2 separate regions of the Homo sapiens genome follow, and region 1 is linked to region 2. Evidence: chromatin contacts called from ENCODE Hi-C or POLR2A ChIA-PET data. All regions are on one chromosome and are shown on one strand. Each heading gives the region's core, a stretch centred on a gene start or an enhancer-like site at or near the end of the contact. The rest is flanking DNA. Distances are from core to core; before and after follow the strand shown. Region 1 has its middle 37 kb from the start of LINC01358. Region 2 holds the start of LINC02777 (long intergenic non-protein coding RNA 2777).

Region 1 (4,579 bases), core at 1,933-4,432, 79 kb before region 2:
GTTGACATAGAGAGGACCAGTATGTTCATGCAAAGGCCATGTTTCCTGTTTCTATAAACATCTTCAATGTGAGAAAAGACTTTGATGGGTCCATAGGCACAATTTATGGCTTGATCTGTGCCAATATAAATCAAGCACACATACCATCCCAATGAAATCGTGCAGATCATTGATTTAGGGTAATGAGGACCTGTAAGCAGGGTGGATTCCAAGGCAACTTATTTTTGCACATTGGTTAACCTTCATCTCTGGGACCAGAAAGGGCCTATTTGGCCATGTAGTGCCATGAAAGGGGTGCAAGCTCTGGCTTAGACATTGTAGGCTCACTGCTAGCATGGGACCACATTGCTTAATACTTCAAGTCTTAGTTTCCTCCTCTTTTAAAACTGAGTTAATGGGGCTCCCTCAAGAGGCTGTTGGAGTGGGGGGTCAAATGGTGCTACTTAGTGATAAATGTCACTAAATTGCACTTAGCAGGTACTACTTTAGTGTTAGTTGATACTCCCTTTCTCTAAGATCCTGGGTTTGTTTTGTTGATGTCTTGGAATTTTAAATTGGTCTCCAAATTGGCAGAAGCTGAGCCAGTCACAGGAGTGACCTCCAAAGGCAACCTGAAGCACTTGCAATGTACTCAGAGATAATGAACATGACCCTAAGACCCCAACAGGAGCTCGTCTAACCGAGTGTTGAAGACCACAAACCCTTTCATTTGCAGTATTTCCTTTGGATGCTGATTCTCCTAACTACCTTTTGAGAGGAGTAGGTGGTTTACCTCTATTTTTAATAATAATTATAAAATAATAAAAATGGAATAATAACTTAGCATCACAGTAAGTCAAGTTGCAGTCTACAGCATTGTACTATCTCTTGGGAACTAAAATGGTTCATGGGTTACTGGGAATCCTTGATAGTTTCTAAGAAAGAGAGTGTTACAACCAACCCTCTACAACATAGTCAGATTGAGTTACCTGCGTCTTCCACGGGCCAATTATTGCCCAGCCTATTCAACATTTATTCTACTTTAGAGCAGCGGAAAATATACATGATGTATCTCCTGTCACTTAGCCTTGGGGATTGTTAGTTTCATGGATTCAGAAGATCTGACTTTGGCACCTAACTCTGCTACTCAGTCACCATGACACCACATACAATCATTTCCCCACTCTTGGTCTCAGTTTCTTCATCAGTAAAAAATCCTACCTGATTCAAAGGAGGGTAAGAGAAGACCCACTGGCCAGGCGCAGTGGCTCACGCCTGTAATCCCAGCACTTTGGGAGGGCGAGGTGGGAGGATCTCGAGGTCAGGAGATCGAGACCATCCTGGCTAACACGGTGAAACCCCATCTCTACTAAAAATACAAAAAATTAGCCGGGCATAGTCCCAGCTACTCTGGAGGCTGAGGCAGGAGAAGACGTGAACCCGGGAGACGGAGGTTGCAGTGAGCCGAGATTGCACTCCAGCCTGGGCAACAGAGCAAGACTCCATCTCTAAAAAAAAGGAGAAGACCCACTGAGAAGATAAGTGTATGGTAGTTTGCAAACTGACTATTGGGTCAAAGAAAAGGATGTTTGCTTTTTCTCCCCATACCTCATACCTCAGCCTCACCCTACTTTAGTCAAAGGCGCCAGCATCATCTACTTCCTCTTGATTTCTTCACCCACCACATGGCATTCACCAGCAAGCTCTACCAACTCTATTTCCTTAGATGTAGAGTGATTGTTTGTATTTGTAATATATTTATTTTGACATATTTTAACTTTGTATTCCAAAATTATTTGACTTATGGAAATGTTACAACACTTATATAAAAAATTGTGTTGTACCCTTCATCCAGATTTCCCAAATGTCAACATTTTGCTGGATTTGCTTCCCTGCCACCCCGTGTGTGTGTGTGTGTGTGTGTGTGTGTGTGTATGTGTGTGTCTCTACTGCTGGTCATTCAAGTTTTAGCTCAAATGTCTCCTCTTAAAGGTCATCTTCCTAAGCCCATGATCCCACCCTATGGCACCATTCCAATTGTAGTACTCTACAGAACACTGAACTCCAGCTAATATTTTTCTTGGCTCTTTATTTACTGGTTACCTCCCTGCTTCCCCCATGAGGATGGAAGTCTTATTGGAGAATTGGCCTTGTGTCCCTTGCCTTACTGCTGAATCTTCAGAGCCTAGAACAGAGCCTGTGCAGAACTGGCACTTAATCATTATTTTGCTGAATAAGTGAATTGGGGAACTGCTTGTGTCTGTCCTGTACAAGATCTTAAGTGGCATGCAGTGTGTTCTCTGTAGTCAAGGTGTAAATGTCCTTTGGAGCCTATACTGGCTGCAACATTCACTTCCATCATGAAAATATTTATCTGCTCTTGCCCTACAAGGGGATTACTTAACACACAGCTAACGTTTGGGTGTAAAGTCTCCAAGAAAGAGAAAGAAAATCAAAGAAACCACAGAAACGTGGACACACATAGGAAGAGAGTATGGCAACTTAGTTGTTTGCATTTGGGCTCTGGAGCTAGAATGCTTTGTTCACGTGCAGGTTTTGCCACTTACTGCTGTGATTTTAGACAAATTACTTAAACACTCTGTGTCTCAGTCTCCTTATGTGTAAAATAGAGATAATAAGAAATCTTCTTCATAAACTTGTTGCACAATCAAATATGTTTAAACTGCTTAGAGCCACGGCTGGCACATGGCAAGTGTTCAGTAAATGTCATCATGATAAATAGTTACATAATTGAGAGCAGGTGGTGCATACTGTCTTATAACCTTTTTTTAACTTGGCAAAATATTCTAAATATTTCATATCAACGAATAGTCTTTTACCACATGATTATTAAGGGCTAAAATTTTTCTGTCATATAGATGTACTATAAGTTTCCTGAGATATTTAAGTTGCTTCCAATTTTTTTTTATTATCAACAATACTACGTTGAACATCCTTGTACATATATCTTTTCACACATCAGCAACTATTTCTCCTTCTTGTATTCCTAGAAGTGGAATTGGTGGGTCAAAGGCTATGCATATTTTCTGACCTGAAATACAGATTCCAAGTGCCCAAGACAGGTTATCCCAACAGAGGCATTTCCTCAGAGACCCAAGTCCAGAGGCAAGGGCGGTTCCTAATCTCAGCCATTTTCCTGTCACTCTCTCCCTCTGCGCCAGCCAGGCTGCAGCCAGTGTGTCCAGCTGAGGCCACAGCAGGTTCCAATAATCCTGTTTACTCGGCTCTGGGCAGGAACACAACCTGGATGTTCTCTCTCCAGGGGATATCAGGGACTTTTGCTTTGAACTTCATCCAAGAGACTAAAAACAACCACATCCACCACGTCTGCTGTTTCACCACTGGCCTCACCCCTGTTGCTTGACCCTGTTGCCTGGCTGTGTTTACAAAAGCATCTACACTTTTTAACCCTTTTCAATCATGGCCTTCCCACCACTGTTACCCAGCAGAAAGCCTTCTGTTCTTTAAGACTTAGCTCAAGTGTCACCTCTTCCAGGAAGGCTGTTCATCTACGAACAATGCTTCCCAGTGTGGGGAAAGGAAACTCCTGGGTAGTGGAGTCAGACGCATCTGGGCAGAGCAGCAGCACACTCCCCTCCAGCTGTGTGCCCTTCTCCTTGGGTGTTTTCTTTCTAGCCTCAGCATCCTCTGCTAAACTCACAGGTAAAACGATGACCCTAACACAAACCTCTCAATGTCTTTGTAAAGTGGTGTCTTTAAGCTCCCAGTAAGATTGATACCAAGACAGGTGATTTTTTAAAAAGGAATGGTGTCCACGTGTTCTCACTCATGAATGAGAGCTGAACAATGAAAACACATGAACACAGGGAGCGGAACAACACACATTGGGGCCTGTCAGGGGTTTGGAGGAAGAAGAGCATCAGGATAAATAGCTAATGCATGCGGGGCTTAATGTCTAGGTGATGGGTTGATAGGTGCAGCAAACCACCATGACACATGTTTACCTATGTAACAAACCTGCATGTCCTGCACATGTGTCCCGGGACTTAAAATAAATTTTTTTTTAAAAAAGGAATGGTGTTTTTGTGCCGTTGGCTTATATGTTTAGTTTTTGGTCTGCTTGCTTATATTCCATGGCAAGAATGTCCTTTTCAAACTCTCCAAGAGAAGGAGGACACTCTTGTCTTTCTGACGGTCTGAACAATGCTTACATATCCTCTCCCTTATTACTCTGCTTAAAGAGAGATCCATTATTCCAGAAGGAGAAGGGTAGGCCAAGACTGGTGCTAAGGTTGAAAAGGTGGAATGGCCCGTATCTGGCAGGGATTCTCCAAGATGGCAAAATAAACTACAGTGGCTGCTGTTTCCAAAGATGGGGAGCTGCATCCTACTACCATAGAGCATCCCAACCCAGGAGGGGCAGAACCTCTGGAAAAGCAGAAGAAAAAGCCAAAAGACTTCACATGCAGAGTTGTGGTTCTAGCAGTTACAGGGAAAGCTGCCCTTGGCCTTTGACTAGCACAGCAGGAGGGCTAGGAGAACTGTCCCCTTTAAATGGGGCACAGCACAGCACAGCAGGAGTAGATGTAGACTCTCCATTCTCATACAATCCCCCTTG
Region 2 (5,033 bases), core at 1,670-4,169:
GATCTTCCAATAATGCTTTGGGGACCCACTCAATGCTTCAAACTTCAGTGCTTCTAGTTGGTGTTTTTTGATTTGTTTAGCTGTGTTCGCAGTTGTAATTCCATAGAGGCAGCAAAGGTTCTCTCTTAGCTGGGACTATTCAGGAGTGGGAGAGGAAAACCAATGCATTTTAACACAGGATTGATGTTTTCATCTAGATGTGACATCTGTGGTGGTGTGCTATGGGGCAGGAGGAATAGCATGTGCAAAGGCATGGAAGCAAGAGCAAGCTTAGAGTATTCAGGGGACTATGCGAGATTCTCTGGCTGGGAGTGGAGCTGGGAATGTGGTAGGAGAAAACGTGAAAAAGGTGAGTTAGTACTAGATTGTGGAAGGTCTTGAATGCCACCCCAAGGAGTCCGGACTTCATCCTGTTGGGAAAGGTGAGCCTCGGGAGCTATTTGAGCAGGATATTTGTGGTTTTTCATTGTTTGTTTGTTTGTTTTTAAAGACAGTAAACTGAATAAAACCTGGAGCCAATTTCTCCCTCCAGTTTTGCAGGTCTGATTTAGCCTAACTTTTTGCTAATGTGTTCGCTGCCTCCACCACACTCCAAACCCTACCTCCAAGGAAATGTATCTCAATTGACTGGGAATTATAGATGCACATTTCTGATGCTTTGAGTTCAGCCCACTCCCAATCAAGGCTGTACTGAAATTCCTTAGCATCCCACAGCTCTGTCCCCAGGCAGGACCCCATCAGTGGGGGCTGGGGGTGAGGCCCAAAAAAGTAGGAGCAGAGGCTTCTGTCCTCTGGCCACCCAATTGTAAACTACTCCTGAGACCCTCCCTTGGTGGAATTCATATTCTCCCTTTTCTTAACCCTTAATACAAATCATGTCTTCCTGGAGCCCAAGTGCAAAGTCATGAATGAAACTCACGTAAAAAGGCAGCTGTACCCTTTTTGGCTGTTCAGGATTCTTAATAATGAACAGGCTTGAAAGACAATAGGTTCTTTGTCCCCAGAGGTATCGAAACAGGCATGTGTTAGAGAGGATTCTTGCAGGCCTTGGGAGCCAAAGCCTGACAAGTGATGATCCTACATCCCACCCAACTAGTTACAAGCTTGTTAACCTCTAGCCTCTGTTTCCTCAGCTATAGAAAGGGGATCATAGTAGTGACTTCTTTACAGGGTTCTTGAGAATACTAAACAAGACAATGATGGCACTTGGCCCAATGCCAGGCACTAAGACCTGCCCAGAAAAAGCTGGCAATTATCAAAACTGGTACAATCCTCTACCTCTGAGTTCATGGTAGCCAGTGGTTGAGCTTCATGCTTCCAGGGGCAAACCAGTCATTTATTTTTTAGTGTGACCGCTAACTGGGAACATTACACAAGCAAAGTCCTAGAGGCACAGAATTAATACACTGAATATTACCCTTTGAAGTCATCTAGCAGCGGGAGCCAAACTTATCATTTTGCAGAAGGGGAAACAGATTCAGACAGAGGGAGGAACAGGCCCAATCCAAACATAAAGTTAAAGGCAGAGCCAGGATGAGAACCTAGGTCTCTGATACCTACTCCTGCTCTTAACTCTGCAACATGCTTTCTATCTCACTATCTTAGTAAGCAACATTCAAGACCTTCACGATTCCGTCTTCATTCAGTGAACATCTGATTACTTAGAGGTTCAAATTGCTTTCTATATCTTAACTCATTCAATCCTTATAGCAACCCCACAAGGCTGATCTTATTGTCAATCTCCATGTTGTAGATAAGGACAGTGAGGCTGAAAGGGGTTAAGTCACTTGGTTAAGGCTCACAACCAGTAGGTAGTAAAGCCAAGATCTGAAACTGGACAGTTGGGCTCCTAAGCCTGTGCCCTTAACCACAACACCATATTGACCCTTCAAGAGTGAAAAAGTATGTGGCGTCTGCCTTAGACAGGCATACTCCCCAGGTGGGAGACACAACCTGCAATAAGTGTGTGCAACCTCATACTATGGGCACCAAGAGAAGAAAGGAAGGAAGGATTAATTTTACAGGGGGAGGAGGGAGAGAATCAGGAAAGCTGCCTGGAGGAGGTGAGCTTTATCCAGTTTCCAGAGCTGACTCACTTTCCTCCAGGTTTCTCTGCAGATGGACGAGTCTTTGCTGAGGCAGGCAGGTAGAAAGGGACTGGAGCTTAAGGGATGCAGTCAAGGAAGTCAGTGAGAGAGGGAGGGCAGGACATTAGGCTTGAAGTGTGTGAGGTGGGCAAGTTAATGAACCTCCAAGAGCCTCAACTTTCTCATCTGCAGAATGGGGATGATAACACCCACCTTCTGAAGCTGTTTGAATATTAAATGAGATAACGTGTATATACTTCCCGACCCAGTATTATTCCTCTTTATTTACCTTTCATAAAACTATTTCACTCACTAAAAATAAATTTAATTGAGCATATTTTTGACACAGTAGCATTAATAATCTTGAGTGTCATTATCAGTCATTCATAATAACAATATAATGAATAATAATGTTAATTGCCATTGACAGCACTAAGTGCTTAAAATGTATGATCCGTATTTATCCAATCTAATCCTCAGAATGTATCTTAAAGATAGGTAAGGCGTCATTATCCCCATTTTACAGATGAGGATAATGAGGCTGAGAGAGATGGAGAAAGATATACAAAGGTCACCCAGCGAGGAAGCGGCAGGATGGGTATTCAGACCCAGGTCTGTTGGTCCCAGAAAAATGTCCCCCCACACAGAGGATGTCCCGTGTTTGCAGTTCATGTTGGTCTTGGCCACGTCCCTCCGCTCTTTCTCAGAAGGAAAACAAACATTCTAAGAGGTCTGCTAGGCCGAGGGAACGCGAACGCCAAAGAGAGGGAGGGAAGGGGCTGGCCGAGGCCGGAGGATGGGCCCAGACTGGGAGGGTGGAGCCGGCTCCTCGCCCCGAGCCCGACAGCCGCATAAAGCCTGCTGCTTTCACTGGCCCGGTGGGGGCCAGCAGGGTCAGGGCCCGCGGAAACCCTCAGCCTGGCGGGCCGGGAGGCCGCGGTGCTGCACTGGCTCGGCGCGCTCCCCGAGTGGCGCTCAGGCGGGGCGCGTTCATTTCATCTACAGACTGTCGGGAAGGCTTCCCGAACTCCTCCTCCCTGCCCGCCTTTGCGCAGGGCCGGACTCTTCGGAAACTGAAATCACGGGCCGCCCGGCCCCCACCAGTCCTCGTGGGATCCGGCCCGGGTTAACCTTCTATGGGGAGGCCCAGGAGGGCCGGGCGGAGCGCCGGGGCGGGCGTGCGCTGACGTGGCGAGCGGCTCCCTCCACCCGCTCCTCCCGCGGGCACTGCCGAGGCCCATGGGCGGGAAGCCGGGCGGCGGGCGGGACGTGGCCTCGGTCCCGGCCCTGCCCCGCCCCGCCGCCACTGAGACTCCCAGCGCCACCAACGTCGGAGTTGCAGTTTCTTTAGCTGTCATATGCAGACAAGTACTACCCACCTCGCCTTTGGAGTGAGCAGCATGTATGTACGGTACCTGACACCTAAGAAATGCTCAATGTATGGTCCCTACATGGTGTCACTGTGATTGTTGTCGTTGTGGTTACGCTGGGTTGGGCAGCTCGCCTTGTGAAATAATGAGCTCCCATTGCTGAGACCGTTCAGGCACAAGTTGAATGAGTTCGGGGGACAAAAAGAAATACGTTAGAACAGGAAGTCCCCCAAATTTGGCATCCCTCAATACCGATCTGGTGACTTCAGAATCACCTGGGAAGCTCAAACAGCACCTCAGACCAGGGATCGAAATCCCGGAAGGCAAGCTCGTCTAAAAGTACAGCTTCATGTGTAAACCACTGATCTAGGCCAATAGTCCCTGCACTTTTCATCTTCAAAGACCCTTCTGTGATTCCCTCCTGCCCCACTGACTGCACAGTGTAAAGTATGTTGTTGACCAAACTAGATTTAACTCACAATTAATTTACTCTCTAACTAAATTATTAATCAAAGCCCCAGAGTTCATTAAACAATTATTGAATACCTACTGTGTGCCAGGCACTGTGCTGGACACTGGTGGTCTGGCGGATAGACAAGGACTCTGTCCTCATGGACTTACCAGTCTGGGGAGGGAAAGCAGAAAATGAACAAGAATTCAAATACTGACACTGAAGCCAAGAGAATCCAGCTGAGCTGAAGGCACCCAATATTCCTACAATGAGCAGATATGGGTGTATCAAAAGCAAAAGCAAATAGAAGCCTGGCACGGTGGCTCACATCGGTAATCCCAACACTTTGGGAGGCCGAGGCAGGCAGATCGCTGCCTGCCTTAGAATATATTGTGATAGAGAAGAGTCCATGAGTTCAAGACCAGCCTGACCAACATGGTGAAACCCCATCTCTACTAAAAATACAAAAATTAGCCGAGCGTGGTGGCGCACTCCTGTAATCTCAGCTATTCAGGTGGCTGAGGCACAAGAATCCTTTGGACCCGGGAGCAGAGGTTTCAGTGAGCTAAGATCATGCCACTGCATTCCAGCCTGGGGGACAGAGTAAGATTCTGTCTCAAAAAAAAAAAATGGAACTGTATAATTCCCCTGAGAAAGGTGGGTGTACCCCTCAACACACAAGCACACATGCATATACCACAGCATTATTATTTTCATGGATCCCAAAAGGTCCAGGTCCTAGATGAAGAACATGTAAGGCCTCATGAAGAAAGTGCCTAAAGCCGGCATACAGGAAGACCCTGTAGACCAGATTCCTGCCTATGTGACCAGTTGCACTGCCTGCCTCACCTGTGAGGAACTACTAGCAGCTGCCCCCAAACACTCCAAGTAGAGTAGCTGAGAGGATGGGCTCTGAAGCTAGGCTGCCCAGGGCTGAATTCTAGCTCTATTCCTTACTAGCTGTGTGAGCAAAGGCAAGGTGCCTGTTCTCTATGTGCCTATGTTTCCTCTTCTATAAAGTGGTCTGAATAATACCTACTTCACAGAATTGACATGGGAATCAGAGAGATGGCACTTAAAACAGGTGGTAAGCACTCAATATGTGACCCCTTTTTTTTTTTTAAC

The links. A loop is a pair of places that touch in the nucleus more often than their neighbours do. ChIA-PET counts read pairs that join two places held with the same protein, here RNA polymerase II (POLR2A). Pooled maps may share reads with other maps.
Region 1: a loop to region 2 is called in a map of heart left ventricle, with 2.4 times the contacts of the local background. The contact joins the enhancer-like site here to the promoter of LINC02777 in region 2. A Hi-C loop is called at or near these places in 3 of 168 maps with a recorded cell type or tissue (IMR-90, K562 and heart left ventricle), 2 of 37 single-sample maps with no recorded cell type and 6 of 50 pooled maps. POLR2A ChIA-PET finds 5 or more read pairs at or near these places in 2 of 52 experiments (K562 and PC-9).

What each region holds. Positions count from the first base shown.
Region 1 is chr1:58,981,459-58,986,037 of GRCh38, reverse strand. No RefSeq gene overlaps it. Among named protein-coding and RNA genes, the nearest start is that of LINC01358, 37 kb to the left of the region's middle. RefSeq lists enhancers at 2,689-3,189, 3,190-3,690, 4,225-4,579. Within about 2 kb of position 3,182, at least 9 of the 41 ENCODE cell types and tissues checked have a DNase peak (open chromatin) inside an H3K27ac peak, as active enhancers do; they include heart left ventricle, where a contact is called at or near this core.
Region 2 is chr1:58,902,024-58,907,056 of GRCh38, reverse strand. LINC02777 (long intergenic non-protein coding RNA 2777) reads left to right here and starts at 2,919. Exons shown (of 5, transcript NR_183656.1): 1 at 2,919-3,489. RefSeq lists silencers at 2,826-3,075, 3,136-3,525.